2 separate regions of the Mus musculus genome follow, and region 1 is linked to region 2. The links are chromatin loops, found by intact Hi-C in ENCODE. Cell type or tissue: left cerebral cortex. All regions are shown on one strand. Links, peaks and the distances in the headings refer to the core of each region. The heading gives the core; the rest is flanking DNA.

Region 1 (2,808 bases), core at 90-2,589, 270 kb after region 2:
TACTTTGTTAATGCATACAGGTTCACAGGAGCTCAATGAAAGTGCACTGGGCTAAAATACACAGATATATATAGAAATACTTGTCTTCCCACATGATTAGATAAAGATATTTTTCATTTTCTAAATTGTCTTCACCGTTGTGTACTGTTTTATAATAGTGAATTAATTAATACTTAATGGTATCAAGCCAAATAAATTTACTTTTAGAGAAGTACTTTTTTTCCAGTGACTAAGAAATGTAGCTATTCTGACTGAAGAGTGGAGGAGAAACCGCTAAACCTGGAATAATAGAACAAGGAAAGGGAAAAATTCACAGCTTGCAAAGCATCAGCTGAGGGCTCACGGGCACTCTCAAGTGTGCTGCAGAAATCCTCCATCGGAAAACCTGAACTCTCTAGAACTTCTGGCACGAGTGAAGGCATTGACATGTTTCAGATAGGTTTTTCAAAACCCATGAACATACTATCTCTTCTTCATGCATATCTGGGATGAGACCTGAGGTCAGGAGAGCAGGCATCTTTGCTGACACTGTATAGCATCTAGGGCAGTATAAGACCTGAGGGGACCCAGTGCACATTCTAGGGATGAAGGGTCCCACAGGAACATCTGTAGCCCTGCCTCTGTGCCCTGCACTTCTCACTGCATTAGCAAGGAGTTGACTCACAGCACGAATGTGTGGGACGCCAGAGATGACACAGAAAGGTTTCCAATGGAAGTCAAGCTATCATTGACAGAATGAACCTTGAACGCGTAGGAGCCAACACAAAACTTAGACAAGAATAGCTAATAAGGAAGGCTCTAGAAGGTCCCCCACGGTACCTAATTGGTAACCCCATCTTGACTTATGCGGGGATCTGAAGACAAAACCATAAAGATGTTCCGAAGCATTTGAAATGGCATTCTAAAAATGCCTCCGTGATAGCCACTCCAGCCCAAACAATCCTCGCTGCTTCCTATTGGGCAAAGCCGCCGCTCTTCATCTCAGGTTCCAAGCCCCTCCTGGAGCCCTTTGGTTTTGCGTCATCTGTAAGTCCACACAAGTCCTAAGACATGTGACTCAGCCTTACCCCTGAGAGGTCACAGACTTCCTACCCTGTGACAATGAATGAGAGAGACACTTGGCAATTAAATAGGTAATATCGAATCTATTGATGTAGATGGTTAACCCCAAAGTTCAAGGTTGGACCATGTTTTCTTATTCTGTATGATTTCTTCATGTTCCTTGTCCCTGTAAACCCTGTTTCTTTTCATCTCTTTACAATTTACATTTCAACTCCTTCCCCTCTTTTGTTTCCTGAGATGCTCTACACAAAGACTATTTTCAATGCAACTCAGGTGCTTTTACTATTGACACAGTCCAGAGAGAAGGCTTCTTCTATTGGAAGGTCTTGGCAGAGCCCTGGCTCCTCCGTGGTTGGTGTAATGCTGCCATCTGGTGGTTACTTTGACAAAATGCCTAAGGCATCTTTCCCTTGGGTAGGTAGGCCTGTTAGCTCAGTACAAAGGTGAAGTTTGCAGGCAGGGCTCACCCAGCTGAAATAGTAAAATCTAAATTCTAGAAGGCAGATTTGCACTGTAGAAGTTAATTTCTAGTTGCTATCAATGCTATCCATCACAGTCATGAATTGTGTAAACAGTGAGACTGAATTATAATAGTTAAAATGATGTTCCTTGGGAACTATCATTACATGTTCTTAGATTTACACATATACTATTGGGCATTAACCTCACTCGTCAGAAGCCCAATATAAGAGAATAACAGTTCCTACATAGGAGAGACAGAATCCAAAGCTGGTAGATGTGGCTATAAATCTGCCAGATGAGTCAGTTGGGTATTCTAATAGCGTGTTAGCTAAATATATTATGAGTTTAGCCTCTAGGAGCCATGGGATAGTCAGAGCTGGTGAACTATCAGTTATTGAGAGCAAAATGAAATCAAGCAGAGGTTTGGGTGGTGAGGGGTGTCATTTATCTAGTTTTGGTTTAGAACAGGGACCAATGAGAGGGGAAGTTTGTATGATAAAAATTTTCTAAAAGAAAAAGAAAACCTTCAGGAAGCAAGGTGGACAAAAACAAAACAAAAACAAAAATAAAAACAAAACAAGGCCTCCACTTAGCAGAGTGGACCAAAGCTCCTTGGGAGAAGGTTCCCAGAAAAGGTCCGCTGGCATAAGCTCCAGTTCTCCTAGGCGTGGCCTGGCAGGCTTCAGGGACTGGGTGGGATGGCCCCCTGAGATAGCGCTGCTTCCATTACTCTTCAAAAGCCATGTTCTTGTACCGGAAGTCAAGCCCTCCTGCCTGGGTGTTACCTTGAGGATGTAGCAGTGATAAACGATACTCATTTGTATCTGTCTGTTTGCTTAATAATCCATCATAGCTATCCCAGACTAGGGGATTTCTCATACTTTATCTCTTTTAACTACTACAGCCCTAAGGGGAAGTTTAAAATGAGGAAATCGAGAACTTAGCTGCTGGTAGTCCCTGAAAACACTTTATAAGGGGCAAAGATCTTAGTCTCCTAAAGAAACTAAGCCATCTGTAAATTGCCCCACACATTTCTTATGTCTCTTAGAATGATTCAGGATGTACACATTTGACTTCTAAAGCAAACAAAAACTGAAAATCCTGTTCGTGAGAGCATCATGCTCAACTCTGTTGTTCAGTCACACCATGAAAGGGAAATCTCGGTTTGGTCTTTTGTTAAATTTAATTAAATTTGAGAGATATCACTTGAGTGAGATTTAGCAATTGTGTGTCATTTTACAGGGATACAGTTAATGAAATGTAACTGTTGTCAATACCACAAAT
Region 2 (2,808 bases), core at 37-2,536:
ACAATAATGCAGACCTTCATTAATTCTAATTCCCCCGAGAACAAAATAGAAAAGAAACCAATGTTTAAAACGAAAAGTGTTCTCTCTCCCTTAAGCTAACAAACGGAGGGGGTTTTGTTAGAAAAAAATATTCCCCAACTTTATTTTCTGTTAACCTCAAACTGGGAATTTAGATAAGTGACTGTAGAACATGCAGATTTAAAGAAAAGATCAATCAGATCAAATTTAAAATTGATTTTTTTTCCTGATGAGTGAAGAACTATGCAAGAGAGTGCTGCCCTCCCAGCCTCGAGGAAAGGAAAGGGGAGTAGAGTCATTCGAAAATAAAACTATAAACAAATGGGAAAAAAACTCACAAACATTACTGGCATTTTTTTTTTAAATCAAAGCAAATGTTGCGACTGCTTTAACATCTAAGAATTCCCTCAATGTAATTGTCTGTTTACTGCTGTTCCGCTCCTAGTGTTTTTGTTCTAAGAGCCACGGAAGTCTCCCTCTAGCTAATATCGGACAGGGACGGTCCACGGATTCTGGCTGCAATTGTGCACGTGTGTTCAGAATCCCAAATGAAAGGGGAAAATAATTTGTGTTTAAAATGCATTTTTTTTTGTTTTTGTTGGGTAAAGCAGCAAATATTTTTCATCTAAAGTCTTCAACCAAATAGGCACATTAAAACAGAGACTTTTAATTTAACAATCTCCAGCCCCTCACTACACATACACACACACACACACACACACACACACACACACACACACACACAAAATATACACATATTTGCAATGTTACATAATAGTAATGAAAGTATGTGATAATTATATCATAAGAATGAAATATGATAAGAACTTATAGATGGCAAAGAACATAGAAATACTCTAAGACAGTGATACTGTATCTTTAAATACTTGCATGCAAAGCCAGCATCAATTGAGTAGATCTTTATTTATATTACCTTAGGTTTTAATTTCATTCAATAATCAGTTTTCATTTTGGATCTTCCAAATCTTTTCAGGCTGAGTGTCGCATCGTCTCCTGGAGCCTCTAGATCTGTGTGTATCTGCACTATCTCATTGATCTCTAAAAAGTGACATTGATGCCAACTGCCAGAGCTGGTACCCATGCCATCTGCTAGTGACGTCACAGGGCAGAGAGAGCCATGTGATCCTCTCTTGGGACCTTCATTCTGCACTGATCATCTGGCATCCCTGTAAGTGGGTACCAGCATTCATGCATCAACACAGGAGGTTAGACTGATAGGGAAAAAATCTGCACCAGCCTTTTACATACAGTAGGTGTGTTTCTCTTCTAGCTGCTCGGGTCTCACTGGCAATCTGTAGAAAGAGCTGTGTTAGTGATGTGTTTCGCCCTGCCAATGGTGCAACTGTTAGGCAGTCGTTAATATTCCATTCATTTGCAAGGTGGGCTTTTGTGTGAGTGAGAGAGGTTTTTGTTGTTTGTGGGGTTGTTGTTTTGCAAGGATCACCAGCTCCTCCTGGTGCATCTGGGTACCAGGGAAGGAGAGCCTTGTGTGGGAACTAGAAGCTGGGGTTGGATACTGAAGGAAACCAAGATTAAGGTCGACAAAGGGGTCAGCAAAGGGCTTCTTATTTCCCTGTTTTGCTTTACGGCATGTAACTTGTGGGTGTGTGCCTGTGTATTTTTCTACTCCCGACTTCTTTGCTTCTCAGGATTTCAGAATAAAAGATCAGTTTATCCATCTGGGGTCTGTGAAAGACATCTTCAAATGCTCCCTTACACTTGCTGCTGTCTTTTCCGCAACTTTTCAGAGGGAGTGTATGCAGACAGAACTGCACACAGACCAATTGTAGAGCTAAAGTGAGTCTTTGGTTAGATTTTGCTCACCGCTGAGCCACTAACTCCTCTCAGTTCCTCTCCCTGATCTCCTGGTGTTTAACCTGCTTGTGCTTTCTCCTTTCAGACACAATAAACAGGAAAACCATCGCTTCAATCTGCTGTTTTTCTCCCCTTGACATGTGGCAGCAGCACATTTTATTTATTCTTTTAAACCAAAGGTTTAATTTCCTTAATTTTTGGAGCTTTCATTATTTTTTTTCTCTGCCCTACTAATTTTATCCTTGCTACATTGTTTTCTCTAGACCCAGATTCACTTAAGTATCTTATTGTTTTAACATCAGTGTTCTGTTCTATTTCTCCTTTTCCCTCGTTCCCCCTCCTGGTGCCTTTTTAACGAAGCAGGGCAGAAGCAGTTAAGCAGAGCTGGCAAAGCCCTTCTAATGAAACAGGATGTAAAGCTAGGGGCCCTCTCTCTCCACTCCTCTCCTCCTCTGAGACATCTCCTTCCCGAACGGACATGGAATTTTAGGCACACCAGAAAATGGCAAAATGTGAACTTTTGAAAAAGTGAAACAAACAAACAAATAAAGACAAGCCGCATTGTTTGACAGTTGCACAATCTCTGGCTCTAATGTGGAAAAGCATGCTCTTGGTCCCAGTATAATTCCTGGCAGCCTGGCATGGTTGAGGTCGTGTTAGCACTTCCCTTATAAATCCCACCTTTGAAAGATTTAGAATTCGGCCGCTTTAATACACTTTGGATTCAACCAAACTGGCACCCAGGTTCAATTCTGCTCCTTTTACCCTACTCAGGTCTATCCCCTTAAAAAAGTTTGCCTGACCTTTCCTGAAAGGTTGTAGAAAAGATCGAGGGTTGACCAAAAGAAAGATGCTAGGGAAAAGTGCTTTTCATCTCTCTTAAAGAGGCAGTAAAAAAAAGAGCAAAAATTTAAAACACTAGTAGACCTATTAATTTATAGATTAAAATAGGTC

Evidence for each region. A loop is a pair of places that touch in the nucleus more often than their neighbours do. Peaks named below come from ENCODE experiments on the same cell type or tissue, not always from the same donor. Only the 100,000 strongest peaks of a DNase experiment are listed, where the experiment ranks them.
Region 1: a loop joins it to region 2, with 3.0 times the contacts of the local background. A loop is called at or near these places in 3 of 42 quality-filtered maps.

What each region holds. Positions count from the first base shown.
Region 1 is chr6:55,949,487-55,952,294 of GRCm38, forward strand. The region is part of intron 9 of Itprid1 (ITPR interacting domain containing 1); the gene reads left to right. Among named protein-coding and RNA genes, the nearest start is that of Ppp1r17, 67 kb to the right of the region's middle. In left cerebral cortex, for the core only: a CTCF peak has its summit at 1,432 (motif pointing left); DNase peaks (open chromatin) are centred at 694 and 1,421.
Region 2 is chr6:55,680,012-55,682,819 of GRCm38, forward strand. Neurod6 (neurogenic differentiation 6) reads right to left here and starts at 1,252. Exons shown (of 2, transcript NM_009717.2): 1 at 953-1,252. In left cerebral cortex, for the core only: a CTCF peak has its summit at 1,300; DNase peaks (open chromatin) are centred at 550, 1,157, 1,742 and 2,376; H3K4me3 peaks cover 2,500 bases; H3K27ac peaks cover 2,418 bases.